Linked DNA regions of Homo sapiens: region 1 is linked to region 2. Evidence: read pairs that join two places in POLR2A ChIA-PET (ENCODE). Cell type or tissue: GM12878. All regions are shown on one strand.

Region 1 (8,000 bases), 700 kb before region 2:
GCTCTTATTGCCCAGGCTGGAGTGCAGTGGTGCGATCTCGGCTCACTGCAAACTCTGACTCCTGGGTCAAGCGATTCTCCTACCTCAGCCTCCCAAGTAGCTGGGATTACAGGCATGAGCCACCATGCCCAGCTAATTTTGTATTTTTAGTAGAGACAGGGTTTCACCATGTTGGTCAGGCCGGTTTTGAACTCCTGGCCTCAGGTGATCCACCGCCTTAGCTTCCCAAAGTGCAGGTGTGAGCCACCGACCCCAGCCAGCCACAATATATTTTTCTAAGGCTTTATGTCCTTTAAATGTATTCCCTTACAGTCTAGATACAAACAAATCCAAAACACTCTTTTACTGGAGGCATATCTTCTTCAGACCTCACATGATTTGACTCTTAAATTCTGCGTTTATTTTTCCGTGTATTATAAGGTATTGAGTTAGTTTAAATATGGTTCTTTTGGAAGGATGAGAGATTACCTTTACTGATCTTTGATTCATATTTTCCTAGTCAAATTGGAGAATTTGCAAGGGAACAGTCCACCTAGTACAAAATTACAAAGAATAAATTCTTTCCCTTAAACATATGCTACGCATCTCTTTTCACATGGCGAATGAAAACAAAACAAAACAAAACACCTATGCTACACATACAAAAACACAAAAAAGAGTAAGTGACATTTTGGGGTAGGATACCATGTCTGTTACCATTTAAAAGCTTTTAATAGTCAATATGACTCTCTCCACTGTCAAAATGGGATCTGTTCCTCTAACCTGCTAGTTACTAAGTAGCCCTTCTTTTTCACATACCCACAACAAAACCCACCATAATAAAAGAGGTCAGCCAGAGAAAAAGGAGACGCTATCATAACTCCTGAACCATTGCGGTGTAATGTTTATGTAGCATTTACGTAAGGATTGTCACAAGCTTGGATTTAAAGTACTGAAAGGGCAGGAAGAGTGCTGCTGCATGCACATAGTAGTCAATGCAACAGTCTACATTTACTGTGTTGAACAAGCACACTGAATAAAACCTATGACAGTACAATATGTTGTACTCTAATATCAGATCTGTGGATACCGGCAGGACTTACTTCCTGATTGAATTTGATCAGATAATGCAAAGGACGTTTTGCCAGGTAGAAGCAAGCAGGCAGAACTATTAAGGTTTTCATCCCCTTTCTGCCGGATTGTAATACGCAGTTCTTTAGAGAGGAATCAGACCCATGGCAAGATTTACAACTTTTGGTACTGGGAAAGGACAAACACGAAGTATAAAATGATGGAAAGACTAACTCAACTGGGATCTTTCTGAATGGATCTAGCTTTTAGGAACGTTTATTCTATCCAAATTCATAGTTTAATTATAGTTCTCTAGTTAGGTAAAATTTATGTTCAAAAAAATTGTGCTTGGCCAGGCATGGTAGCTCACACTTGTAATCCCCGTTACTTGGGAGGCTGAGGCAGAAGGATCACTTGAGCCCAGGAGTTTGAGACCAGGAGGCCCTGTCTCTACAAAAAATAAATAAACATTAGTCAGGTGTGGTGGCTCACGCCCATAGTCCCAGCTGTTTGGGAGGCTGGGGTGGGAGGATTGCTTGAGCCCAGGAGGTCAAGGTTGCTGTGAGCTGTGATCACGCCACTACACTCTATCCTGAGAGGTGGAGTGAGATCCCATCTCTATTAAAAAAAAAGAAGTGCTTGGAATAAAGATAGTTTTAAAAGGCAGATCCAATATATGTGAGTTTAAATGCAGTCCTTTAGGAACCATATTTGGGATTTATTATTGTATATAGATAAACCAAACAGTACTCAATTCAATATACCTAAAATCTAAACAAGCAAAGCAAAATTTTCCCAGAATACAAGGAAAATAGGATTCTTGTTGTGATGGAAAAGAACTAATAAGATCACCTGAACTTTTTTTTTTTTTTGAGACGGGTTTCACTTTTGTCCCCCAGGCTGGAGTGCAATGGCACGATCTCGGCTCACCACAAACTCTGCCTCCCGGGTTCAAGTGATTCTTCTGCCTTAGCCTCCCAAGTAGCTGGGATTACAGGCGGGCACCACCATGCCGGGCTAATTTTGTATTTTTTAGTAGAGATGGGGTTTCTCCATGTTGGTCAGGCTGGTCTCGAACTCTCGACCTCAGGTGATCCGCCCGCCTCGGCCTCCCAAAGTGTTGAGATTACAGGCGGGAGCCACCATGCCCAGCAATCACCTGAACTTTCTTTGCTGCAAAAGACTGCTCTGTGTGTGTTTTTTTTTTTTAAACACCCCTCCCCTTGAGCAGACAATCCAGCCCTACTCTAGCTGCCAAACAGAGGCAAAATGGCTCTTTGTGGAAACAAAAACGAGTAGGAAGAAAAGCTTAAAATTTATTTTTCAATAAAGGTTAAATAAAAATCTATGCTATAAAAAAATATCTATTTACATCTGCACCCTTCATTTGGCAGATTCATTCATTCACTCATTCATTCAAACAAGTATGCATCAAGTGCCCACTATTCTAAACATTGGTTTGGGTGTTAGGGTTAATTAAAGCAGTGAACAAAACAACAAAAACCTCTGCTCTTACAAGGCTCCAATTTGAGAATGCTGACACCCTAAATAGGTTAAATGTCCTATGGCCAAAGTTTTGGGATAAGATAAAACCAAGGTCTGAGCTCTTCTTTCTCCTTCTACTGTAAGTATGAGACTAAACAGTTTGTTGAGCCCTAGGCTCAGATTTCCCAGAATAAGGAGACTCTTTAGGCATTATCATCAATGTCATCTCTATGCCTTGACTCCCAAATATCTCTCTAGTTGTCTCTGGAGAACCATCCTCTGCCTGCTAGACCTCTTCAGGTGGAATACATTGCTAGTATTTCAAACTCAAGATGCCTAAATTCAAATTCCAAACAAGTTCCTCCCCCAACTTTGCCATCTCTAGTAATAGTACCACATGCCTCCTAATTATCCAGGCTCAAGATCTCTGCAACAGCTTTGACTCTTCCTTCTCCCTTAATCCTGACATTCATGTGGGCTGCCAATTCTGGTAGATTATATCACTGTAGCATTGTTCAATTCTGTTTCATTTGCCCTACTATAACCCATCTAGACTCCCTCTACATCTCAAGGGAATTCACTGCCTGCTTAATGATTTCCATGTTTGCTGCCAGACTAGTACCACATTCTGTGCCAAAAGATTTCAAAAGCAGAGTTTTAATCATATCACTCCTTTGCTTAAAAATCTTTAGTCCCTATTCCTACTTAAAATAAGCACCAACTCGCCAGCCCAGCATTCCAGGAGCTTCACCAAATGGTTTCAACCTACTTTCCTAGCCTTGTCTCCTAGGACTCCTTTACTCGCATCATATATTTTAGAAAACTGAACTAGATAAAACATTTGTTGTTGATCATATATTCTTCTGCTTGGAATGCCTCTTCCATCTCATTTAATTCTGCTAAAAGCATGTCAAATGCAGCTTCTCTCATCAAATTATTTGTCTTGCTCAGACTAGATGAAATTTCTTCTTCCAAACCCAGATGATAATAATTTGCAACTTGGGATGCTTATCTGTTCTGCCTTGTGTTATAGTTATCTGTCCATTTGGCTTATCTACTTGTCAGCTCTTTGAGGACAAGGACTCCCTACTTGGTATCCACAGGATATACTTTTTTTTTTTTTTTTTTTTTTTTGAAACAAAGTCTCTGCTGCCCCGGCTGGAGTGCAGTGGCACAGTCTCATGTGCACTGGCTCACTGCACAACCTCCGCCTCCCAGGTTCAAGCAATTCTCCTGCCTCAGCCTCCCAAGTAACTGAGATTACAGGCGCCCACCACCACACCCAGCTAATTTTTGTATTTTTAGTAGAGATGGGGTTTCACCATGTTGGCCAGGCTGGTCTCGAACTCCTGGCCTCAAGTTATCCACCCGCCTCAGCCTTCCAAAGTGCTGGGATTACACGTGTGAGCCACCTTCCCTGGCCCACAGGATACAGTTTCACATAGCAGGTCCTCAGCTCAGATTTACTGAGTCAAAGTTGCTGATGAAAGGTTAGCTGTTCCTAAAGTCAATACCTGTCAATCTCGCTCAAGGAGAAACTGTATTTTTCTTTTGCTAATTTCAAAACTTGAAAGGAATTAGTCTAGAAAATCATCTTGTTTTCAATTCTTAGAGTAATAAGAGAGAGATTTGGCTGCAAATTTTCTTAAAAAAAAAAAAAGGGCATAAGAAAACAATCCTAAAGATAGAAGAAATGTAATATTAACATAGACCAAAGGTTGAACAGACACTAGAAATCCATTACCCAGAGTGCATAGTGCAGAAAGAATTTTACCCAGCAAGGATTCAGAATCCTGGTGGGAAGGCGTTATAACATTTACATCAACGTGAAGGAATTCCAATCTCTTAGCAGCCACAGGATACTAAAAACTCTAAAATTAAAAAAATAGGGCCAGGCATAGTGGCTCCCAGCATTTTGGGAGGCAGAGGTGGGCAGATTGCTTGAACCCAGGAATTTGAGAACAGCCTGAGAAACACAGTGAAACTGTCTCTACAGAAAATACGAAAAAAAAAAAAAAATTAGCTGGGCGTGGTGGCGTGTGCCTGTAGTCCCAGCTACTCAGGAGGCTAAGGTGGAAGGATCACTTTAGCCCAGGAAGTTGAGGCTGCAGTGAGCTGTGATTGTGCCACTGTGCTCCAGCCTGGGCAACAGAGTGAAATCTTTTCTCAAAAAAAAAAAAAAAAAAAAAAGAAAAAGAAAAGAAAAAGAGAAAAAAATATATATCAAAGAGAGATATTCAAGATTCAACTTTTCAAAAATAAGCATAGTAGTTAAATACAGATGAGATTTTCCTAAATAATTATATACTGTGGTCAGAGACTTTTCATTTAAAAGTACATTGAAATTCACTACTCAGTTTTTACCCTGACAACCGAAGTTTTCAATCATCTCTTTTCCTCATACTTTAAAAATCCATGCAAAACCACAGCATTGGTTATAAATTCACTGAAGCAGGAAAGTAAAGGAAACACATATTTTAAGATAGTCTAGGACGGGCGCGGTGGCTCATGCCTGTAATCCCAGCATTTTGGGAGGCCGAGGCGGGCGGATTGCCTGAGCTCAGGAGTTCGCAACCAGCCTGGGAGACAGTGAAACCCTGTCTCTACTAAAATACAAAACATTATGCAGGTGTGGTGGCGTGCGCCTGCAGTCCCAGCTACTCGGGAGGCTGAGGCAGGAGAGTTGCTCGAACCCGGGAGGTGGAGGTTGCAGTGACGCGAGATCGCGCCACTGCACACCACCCTGGGCGACAGAGCAAGACTCCATCTCAAAATAAATAAATAAATAAAATTTTAAAAAAAATTCTATCACATTCTAAGAGAATGGAGGTAAAAAAGAATTTTAAAAAATAAAAAATATTCTAAAAAATAGGCACAAGGTGCCGGGCATGGTGGTTCATGCCTGTAATTGCAGCACTTTGTGAGGCTGAGGCAGGTGGATCACCTGAGGTTAGGAGTTCCAGACTAGCCTGGCCAACATGGTGAAACCCCATCTCCACTAAACATACAAAAATTAGCCCGGTGTGGTGGCAGGCACCTGTAATCCCAGCTTCTCAGGAAGCTGAGGCAGAAGAATCGCTTGAACTCAGGAGGCGGAGGTTGCAGTGAGCCAAGATCATGCTCCAGCCTTGGTGATAAGAGCTAAACTCTGTCTCAAAAAAAAAAAGAGACACAAGGATATATGTTGACTGTGATATGACACTACTTATCTATTTTTTCTTTACATACATTTTCTACTTAAATGCATTTTTGTTTTTTGAGATGGAGTTTCTCTCTTGTTGCCCAGGCTGGAGTGCAGTGGTGCCCAGGCTGGGGTGTAATGGTACCATCTCGTCTCACTGCAACCTCCACCTCCCAGGTTCAAGTGACTCTCCTGCCTCAGCCTCCTGAGTAGCCGGGATTTGAGGCATGTGCCACCACACCCAGCTAATTTTTATATTTTTAGTAGAGACAGGGTTTCACCATGTTGGCCAGGCTGGTCTCGAACTCCTGACCTCAGGTGATCGACCCGCCTCGGCCTCCCAAAGTGCTGGGATTACAGGCGTGAGCCACTGCGCCTGGCCGCATTATAGAGTAATAAAACTTCATTTAAAATATTTTAGAATATATTACTACACTTCCAACCCTATTTCTGTTAATAATTTTGATCTCCTTCCATTGATTCTGCTTATTTCCCCATCCCGTCCAGCTCACTTTACTATAACCCAGTTTATTCAATAAAGGATGTGAAGTAGATTTATAACCATGCCTTTATAGGTGGATAGGCAGATCATTTCTATATCTCTGCTACCAATGACAATGCAACAGTTTTATGCACATAACCTATACTTTGAGTGGTTTTATTGATTGATTTCAAGAAGTAAGGTATTTCATCAGAGAAGAAAATAACTTGATCAAATTGCTTTCTAGCCAGGCACAGTGGCTCACGCCTGTAATCCCAGTACTTTGGGAGGCCGAGGCAGGTGGATGACCTGAAGTCAGGAGTTCGAGACCAGCCTGGCCAACATGGCGAAACCTCATCTCTAATAAAAATACAAAAATTAGCCAGGTATGGTGGTATGTGCCTGTAATCCCAGCTACTTGGGAGGCTGAGACAGGAGAATTGCTTGAATCTGGGAGACAGAGGTTGAGGTAATCTGAGATTGCACCACTGCACTCTAGCCTGGGTGACAGAGCAAGACACTGTCTCAAAAAAAAAAAAAAAAAAAGAAAGAAAAAGAAAAGAAAAAAGAAATTGCTTTCTAGAGAATTTGTACAATTCGTAAAATCAACAGCAATATGTCAGTTTAACTGTGCCCTCACCTGCACTAGCTATTAGCTTTTAAAAAGGGAGGGATGGGAGAGAACTGCAGAAGTCAACAGTCTTTTGTTGTCAAACCAGAAGTCAGTCAAATTATAAATCTTAAACAACGACTTTAAAGGATGTGACTATGGACCCAATTAGTGCCCAGAGTTTGCTTAACCCTTTCTTTTTTGCCCACCTATTTTCTCGTTTATATGTACTCTCTAGTAAATGGCTTTCCTCCTTTTACATACTTTTTTCTTACCCACCAAACCACATATTTTGCCAAGAGTATATACTTACTGGTGAGAAAATATATTTGTGGGTGTACTCCATTGGACATGTGTGTGTGTGTGTGTGTGTGTGTGTGTGTGTGTGTGTGTGTGTTTATATACTATTCTTAACCTATATACTTGCACATGTGCATCTATGAAATAAATGTTTTTGTATTTTCTTGTAAAAATGTTAATACAAGAAAGTGAAATCATAAGGAGAGGAAATAAGCTAATTTGATATGTGATAATTATTTTAAAAATATGTAATCTGTTTATTATGCTTTGCTTATTTACCTACTGTGGTCTCTGTTTTTCTCTTAGCAATATATTTAATATAAAGATAAAAATCCTATGTCATATTTACTTCCCAAATACATAAGCCCTTTTTAAAAATGTCAAACTTGTTGATTTTTTGGTGTGTGTTTGCCTTATCTGTCTTTAGGCTGAGAGATGTCCCTCACTGAGACCACTAGTTTTCCAAACAACGAACAATGAAGGACAGATGACATCGCCTAAGCTGAGTCTTCACTGCAGGTCCATCTCAAATCTTGACCAGCTCTATAATTTGCCCGGGTAGAAGAACAAGGGGTGGTGTGGAGGTTCCATTTCATGCCCAAGTCAGTTGGAAGTCCAAAGTACCTACCATTCTTAACCAGCAAGGAAAAACCAGAACTGGCAAGAGCTCTAGACCAGACTACAGATGAGACCCAAAGTGGGCTACCTGGTACATCCTGTCTGTGCGACAGGTCTTTTTTTTTTTAAACTGCTCCTTGGCGAGTAGGGCTACTCCACAGGCACTGTGCCCAGAGTAGCCTCCAACAGGTCTTTTGGTCCTATGGTAGATGCCTCTGATCCTAACTTATAGCTAGTTCCCCCCAACAGCCAACAGACTCTGACAGGCCCACACA
Region 2 (8,000 bases):
CACTGACTGGCACATTGTTGACAATAATTGTTGAATAAACAAATGCCTACTCAATCTCTCTGGGCATTTTGGGGAAAGCCTTTGGTGCCCAACTGGGCCCCTGCCTGGGGAAGGAGTGGGTTGATGCTGCAGACTGGGGTTCCAGGATTGGAGAGAAGCCAGCAGAGCCCCAGCTGGGAAGGAAGGAGAGCCTGCAGGGCTCTGCCCACAGCAGCCGCCCATTCCTGTGGCTCCCACAGCAGATCCCTGCCACTCTCCAAGGCTGTGACTTTGAGACTGGTAGGATTTTCCTTGGCAAATGCATCACTCTGCTCGGTCTCTCCAACAAGGCACCACTATGTGAAATCTCCTACCTCATGAATTAGCTCTTTGAAGGCACATCTGGTGCCTTTCCTGGGCCTCTAAGGAATGTTTTCTTCAAGGAGTTCTGGACTCACCCTGCAATGGAAAGTCCAGGAGTTGTAGGCTTGGGGGCTGTGTTCTGAGCCTCCCTGACAAGGCCTTGGATTCCTAGGTACATGGCATTGTGGGGCTTGTCTGACCCCAGGGCTGTCCTTGGTTCATTCTTGGGCTCCTTCCCTCAAAGGTGCCCAGGAATGCTGGGGACTTCCTGAGATGGCACCATCATCCCCTCACTAAGACTTGATGTCCTATGGGAGTGAAGACTCAAAACAACACAAAGCCCAGCCTTGTACTCCAGTTGTAAGGTTGTGCATTTTCTTAAATGGATCTATAAACTGAAAGTGATTTAAATCAAAACAATAGGATTTGAGGAGGGTGCCTTGGAAAATAATATTAATCTGGAAAAATAAACATTTGAGACTAGCAGGAAAATTCTGAAAAACAACAGGAACACACTACATAAAATCCAGAGTCTCGGCCGGGCACAGTGGCTCACGCCTGTAATCCCAGCACTTTGGGAGGCTGAGGTGGGTGGATCACGAGGTCAGCAGATTGAGACCATCCTGGCTAACACGGTGAAACCCCATCTCTACTAAAAATACAAAAAATTAGCCAGGCACGGTGGCGGGTGCCTGTAGTCCCAGCTACTCAGGAGGCTGAGGCAGGAGAATGGCGTGAACCCAGGAGGCAGAGCTTGCAGTGAGCGGAGATCGTGCCACTGCACTCCAGCCTGGGCGACAGAGCGAGACTCCGTCTCAAAAAAAAAAAAAGAAAATCCAGAGTCTTGCTCTGTCGCCAGGCTGGAGTGCAGTGGCGCGATCTCCACTCACTGCAACCTCCACCTCCTGGGTTTAAGTGATTCTCGTGCCTCAGCCTCCCCAGTAGCTGGGATTACAGGCACACACCACCACACCCAGCTAAATTTTGTATTTTTAGTAGAGATGGGGTTTCACCATGTTGGGCAGGATGGTCTCAATCTCCTTACCTTGTGATCCACCTGCCTTGGCCTCCCAAAGTGCTGCGATTACAGGCGTGAGCCACTGTGCCTGGCCAAAATCCAGAAATCTTAAAGTAAAAGGTTGATAATTTGAACCTGTAAAAATTTAAAACCTAAATTGAGAAAATTGTCAAAAAACAAAGTCAAAAGTCCACACACTGTGGAAAACTATTTGTAACATAATATCAGATAAAAGCTACTCAGGAGGCTGAGGCAGGGGAATTGCTTGAACCCAGGAGGCAGAGGTTGCAGTGAGCTGAGATCATGCTACTGCACTCCAGCCTGCCAACAGAGCAAGACCCTAGCTCAAAAAAAAAAAAAAAAAAAAAAGCTACTCTTTTTAATATATACATTTTATAAATCAATATAAAAAAGTCCAACCAAATTTTAAAATGGGTAAAATATATAGACAGACAATTCACAAGAAAAAATAAAATTTAATGAACAGCAAATACGTGAAAAGATACTTACCTTCACCCATAATTAAAGAAATGCATGAAAGAATGACAATGAAATACAGTACCATTTTCAGCTGCTAGATCAGCATGAATTGAAGTGTTTTACAATGTATGGTGTTGGTGAGGGTGTGGGGAAGGACAATCTAGTGCATCATTGCTGGGAATGTAAATTGACCAATATTTTGGAGGGCAATTTGGAAATAACTATTATGGTAGAGTAAAAGTGGTCACAAGTTCTCTGATGTGCCTTCCATGGAGAGGTGGGGTCTATGTCCCCTTTTCTTGAATTTGGGTTGGACCGTGAATTCCCTGGTCAATAAAATACAGCAAGTGATACTGTCTCAGTTGCAAGTGTATCCCTTAGATTGTCCAGCAGGTTCCATATCCTCCCTCTTGGAAGCCAACTACCTGGTTACCTGACCTGCATTATCTAATGTTCACATGCTGTAAAAAGCCCAAACCATGTGGGGAATCCCTACAGGATATGACACCACATGTTTAAAGAGCAGTCAAGGAGCACTGAGGCCCCAGTCATGTGAGCGATGAAGCCACCTTGGAAGAGAATCACAGATGAACCATCCGGCTGAGCCCTTCCCAAAATCCCTGACCCACAAAATCATGAACAATATAAAATATTTTTTTTTTTTTTGAGACCGAGTCTCACTCTGTTGCCCAGGCTAGAGTGCAGTGGCATGATCTATGCTCACTGCAACCTCCAGCTCCCTGGTTCAAGCGATTGTCCTGCCTCAGCCTCCCGAGTAGCTGAGATTACAGGTGCACACCACCATGCCCAGCTAATTTTTGTATTTTTAGTAGAGAAAGGGTTTCACCCTGTTGGCCAGGATGGTCTCAATCTTCTGACCTCGTGTTCTGCCCGCCTCGGCCTCCCAAAGTGCAGGGATTACAGGCGTGAGCCACCACACCTGGCCAAAATGGTTGTTTTTGAGCACTAAATTTTGAGATAGTTAGTTATATAGCAATAGATATCTGGAACATCTATTCAAATTTAAATGTACCCATTGATCCAGCAATTGCACTTTTATGAATCTAAGCTACTGAAATAGTTGTACAGGTGCACAAAAACATACACACAAAGTTCATTGCAGCACTGTTTATAATAGCACAAGACTGGAAATAATCTCTATGTCTATCATTAGGGTGATGGCTAAATGAATTCTAGTATATCTAGCTAATGATATACAGTACGCCAGCTGAAATTCTGAGACAAGGAAAAGTCCCATTTGAGGTCCTGTGAGCCTAGGGTGATATAACACAGTGGTTAAGGGCAGAGAACCTGGCTTTGCCATTTACTGTCTGTGTGAATTTGGGGAAGTCACCTGTCTATACCACAATTTCCTCATCTGTAAGATGTGGAGGATAATCATAGTACCTACTTCAGAGGGCTGTGGTGAAAAATAAACAAGTTAATATGACAATATGATATATATCTGTGCTATATGTATTTTGAAGATTTTTTTTTTTTTTTGAGATGGAGTCTTGCTCTGTCACCCAGGCTGGAGTGCAGTGGCGTGATCTCGGCTCACTGCAACCTCCTCTTCCTGGGTTCAAGCCATTCTCCTGCCTCAGCCTCCCCAGTAGCTGAGATTACAGGCACACACCAACACGCCCAGCTAATTTTTGTGTTTTTAGTAGAGATGGGGTTTCACCATGTTGGCCAGGCTGGTCTCGAACCCCTGACCTTGTGATCCACCCACCTTGGCCTCCCAAAGTGCTGGGATTACAGGTGTGAGCCACCGCGTCTGGCCGTATTTTGTAGATTGAAGGGCTTGGAATTTTAAATTGAGTTGGACCAGACTTTTAATATCCTAAAATGATTGCAAAGCATAGTATCTGCCAGATTGTCATCTGGGGACAGGAAGGGAAATTTGACTGATGAAGATGTGAACATAGGCCATGTGTGGTGGCTCACGCCTGTTATCCCAGCACTTTGGGAGGCTGAGGCAGGTGGATCACTTGAGGTTGGGAGTTTGAGACTAGCCTGACCAAAGTGGAGAAACCCTGTCTCTACTAAAAATACAAAATTAGCTGGTTGTGGTGGCATATGTCTATAATCCCAGGTACTTGGGAGGCTGAGGCAGGAGAATCGCTTGAACCCAGGAGGTGGAGTTTACAGCGAGCAGAGATCATGCCATTTCACTCCAGCCTGGGCAACAAGAGCAAAACTCCATCTCAAAAAAAAAAAAAAGTGATGATAGTGGCAGGAGAATGTTTTTAAAGAAATGGACTCATATTGTACTTCCTGTTCTGACTCTTGCTGTCTCTTAGAGATTCTTCCTACCTCAGCAAATACAGACCCACTAATTTCTTTTTAACAGCTGCTCAGCATTGCATTGTATGATTTTATAATCATGCATCACAATTTATTTTGTCATCCCCTATTGATGGGCCCTTGGGTTGTTTCCAATTGTTTGCTATAGTTACGGAACAGATCGCAGTAGACATCCTTGCATCTTTATGTAATTACTGCAATTATTTCTATGGTGTAGATTCTTAGAAATGGAGTTGTTGGCATGAAAGGTATGTACATTTAAAAAATTCTGATAGCCATTGTCAAATTGTTTCAGTATCTGGTCCCATCTTTCCCTCCACTGCTCTTTGTTTTCATAACATTGCTGTCTGTTTTTATTGTTGTTGTTGTTTTAAGATAAACTTTAGTATCATTTTGCCAAGTCTTATCAGGCTGTAGTTTTGAATGAGTACAGGGATGAATTAGCTACCACATCTGCCTTGACAAGTTCAGTTGGCCAGGCGCTGTGACTCACGTCTGTAACCCCAACACTTTGGGAGGCTGAGGTGAGAGGATTGTTTGAGCCCAGGAGTTCAAGACCAGCCTGGGCAACATAGGGAAACCTCATTTCTGCAAAAAAAAAAAAAAAAAAAAAAAAAAAAAAATTAGCTATGCGTGTTGGCACATGCCTGTGGTCCCAGCTACCTGGGAGCCTGAGGTGGGAGGATCGCTTGAGCCCTGGAGATAAGGCTGTGATAAGCCATGATCTTGACACTGTATTGCATTCCAGCCTGGGTGACACAGTGAGACCTTGTCTCAAAAATAAATAAATTTAAAAAAAGTTCATAGTATGGCAGGGATTGGGGTTGGGAGGGTGCTTTAGTGGGAGCTGGAGCAGAAGGTGACAGCTGCAAAACAGTTACTTGCATCTAGGCCAGGGATACCACGGAAGGCTTGACCATGGGTTCTGGGAACCCTCAGGAAAGGGGCATTTTGAGTTTGGAGCAATCTGGGAGCCCTCTACAGAGGAGGTTTCATGCCTAGTCTTTGTAGTGGTTACAGAGCACTTTCTAGAACAACAACTGATTGAATTCTCACAATAGCCCTTTGCATATAGGTAGTGTTATTATCTCCACCTTCCAGATGAGAAAACAAGTCTGGAAGATGAAGGTCTTGCCTGACTCCAGCCTGCCAGCTCTTAGGTGCCTTTTCCTTTTCTCTTTTCCTCGCTTCCCAAGCATCTCTCCCTGACCCCCAACCTCCTGTCCCCCAACTTGAGCCTCACTGGCTGGGCTGGCAGAGCCCTGGGCAGAGGGCATGCTCAATGACACTGCACATGGCTGTGCTACCTTCTTAGAGAGGACACACATCCGGTGCATTGGGCTTTCACAACAGGCTGCACCCTGTCCCTGCTCTGGGACCCAGATCACAGAACTGCCTCACCCCTCAACCCAACAACACCAGGTCATCTTATCCTTTCTCCAGGCAAACACCTCTCTCCCTTCTGCCTGTTAACCTAAAAAAATCACGGGAACAGAAAACCAAATACCGCCTGTTCTCACTTATAAGTGGAAGCTAAATGATGATAACTTATGGACACAAAGAAGGGAACAACAGACACTGGGGCCTACTAGAGGGTGGAGGATGGGAGGAGGGAGAGAATCAGGAAATATCACTACCAGGTACTTGGCTTAGTACCTGGGTGATGAAATAATCTGTACAACAAACCCCCATGACACAAGTTTACCTATGTAACAAACCTGCACATATAGCCCTGAACCTAAAACAAAAGTTAAAAAAAAAAAAAAAAAAAAAAAAAAGAAGGCCGGGCGCGGTGGCTCACGCCTGTAATCCCAGCACTTTTGGAGGCCGAGGCGGGCGGATCACGAGGTCAGGAGATCGAGACCATCCTGGCTAACATGGTGAAACTCCGTCTCTACTGAAAATACAAAAAGAAATTAGCCGGGCATGGTGGCGGGCGCCTGTAGTCCCAGCTACTCGGGAGCTTGAGGCAAGGGAATGGCGTGAACCCGGGAGGCGGAGCTTGCAGTGAGCCGAGATCGCGCCACTGCACTCCAGCCTGGGCGACAGAGTGAGACTCCGTCTAAAAAAAAAAAAAAAAAAAAAAAAAGACCTTTAGAATTTCATTTGGGTTAAATATTGCCCCCTTCCTGCAGCTTTTTAAGATGCGCATTCCTCTAACGGGAATCCATAGTAATTCCCTACTTTCTTTGCGAAAGTTATTGGATCTTTTCCCTCATTAGAAAGGCCCGAGTATGTCTGGGAATTAAACTGCCACTCAACCCCACATTTACTTACATCTTTACCACCGCGTCTATTCCTCTCTCACCCCGCCCCCATGGCCCAAGTCTTTAGCCTGGCATTCACGTACCCTCACTGGCAATCTTGGGGAAAGCCTCAGAAAATGGTACAGCAGAAAGCCCAGCGTGGAGGAGCCAGTTGGGAGACTCAGCATGTGGGCACCCTGCTTCTCTGCGCAGAGCCTCCTCTGTCATAGGTAGATCCAGCCCATCTCAGGTTACACTACAGTCTGTAACCCCTAGCCTCTCCCTCCTCGCGCCCCTCTGGCCTCCATCACTGTCGTGCCGGTCGTGGGGACAGATGGGAGGGAATTACGGTATTTACAGCTGCTCTTCGCCGGCTCTTGCTCCCCCGCGTGTCGACAACCGAAACTGCAGCGAGGCCCAGAGGCCTCTGCCCACTCCCCTCGGAGTTCCAGGAGGACGCTAAGCGCGAGAAGCCAGGCTCAGGGAAACTGAACGCCCATACGCTCCTAGTCCCTCTCACCTGGATCCTCTGCGTCAGGTTACGTGCTTGCGCTATTTTTCCTTTTGTTTCTTTAAATTTTTTTTGTAGAGACAGTGAGCGTGTGTGTGGGGGGGTGGAAGGGTAGGTCTCACCATTTTGCCCAGGCCGGTCTCGAACTCCTGGGCTCAAGCCTTAGCCACCTGCCTTAGCCTCCCAAAGTGCTGGGACTACAGGTGTGAGCCACCACGCCCAGCCTGTTTGCGCTGTTTTCTGAGGCTTTCCGCCAAATTGCTTTCTTTCCTGGCAAGAAAGTCACGCCCTAGAATTGGGGTGTCCCAGTGGACTGGCCGGGTGGTTGGATTGAAGGATGTCCTCCAACCTCACCTTCAGCTGTGGCCTGGCTGGGGACCCAGCACGTGGTTCAATGCCATGGGAATCACCTGTTTCTCCTTTGGAGCGAGTCACACCTGGAGGCCATTCTCAACTCTCCACAGCTTGTTGTATGTCCCTGAGTGAAGTATTAACCTCTCTGAATCTCAGGTGCCTCCTCCGTACAGTGGAGCTTCCATATTCTAGCATTTGCCTCACAGAGTTGTCAATATGATTACATGGGATAGTATAGGTTGCAGGTGGAGAGCTGGAGGATAATCACCGCCACCACACTAGGGCACTCATTGTGTGCCTGGGCCTAGGCATTTTGAAATAGCCCTATTAAAAAAGGATCATCCACAGATAAATTGAAGGTCAGAGAGATTTAGTGATTGCATGGGGTCACACAGCCGAGCTAGGACTGGACTCAGAAAGACATGGATACACAAGTGCTGGGAGATGTGGGTGGAGTCTGAGGTCTGTGAGTTTATAGCAGGTGTCCCCAACCCCCGGGCAGGACCAGTATGGGTTTGTGGCCTGTTAGCAATGGGGCTGCACAGCAGGAGGTGAGCAGCAGGCATTACTGTCTGAGCTCTGCCTCTTGTCAGATCAGCAGAGGCATTAGATTCTCATAGGAACATGAACCCTATTGTCCCCACATGCGATAGGTTGCTGCACTCCTTATGAGAATCTAATGCCTGATGATCTGAGGTGGAACAGTCTCATCCTGAAACCATTCCAATGGCCCCACCCCAAC

The links. ChIA-PET counts read pairs that join two places held together with the same protein. Peaks named below come from ENCODE experiments on the same cell type or tissue, not always from the same donor. Only the 100,000 strongest peaks of a DNase experiment are listed, where the experiment ranks them.
Region 1: POLR2A ChIA-PET joins it to region 2 with 6 read pairs; 2 of 35 experiments call an interaction of 5 or more read pairs at or near these places.

What each region holds. Positions count from the first base shown.
Region 1 is chr15:64,194,548-64,202,547 of GRCh38, forward strand. The region is part of intron 10 of CSNK1G1 (casein kinase 1 gamma 1); the gene reads right to left. Among named protein-coding and RNA genes, the nearest start is that of PPIB, 36 kb to the left of the region's middle. In GM12878, no CTCF peak of the experiment used is centred here; no DNase peak of the experiment used is centred here.
Region 2 is chr15:64,898,920-64,906,919 of GRCh38, forward strand. No RefSeq gene overlaps it. Among named protein-coding and RNA genes, the nearest start is that of ANKDD1A, 9.0 kb to the right of the region's middle. In GM12878, a CTCF peak has its summit at 6,778; a DNase peak (open chromatin) is centred at 3,207; H3K4me3 peaks cover 365 bases; H3K27ac peaks cover 260 bases.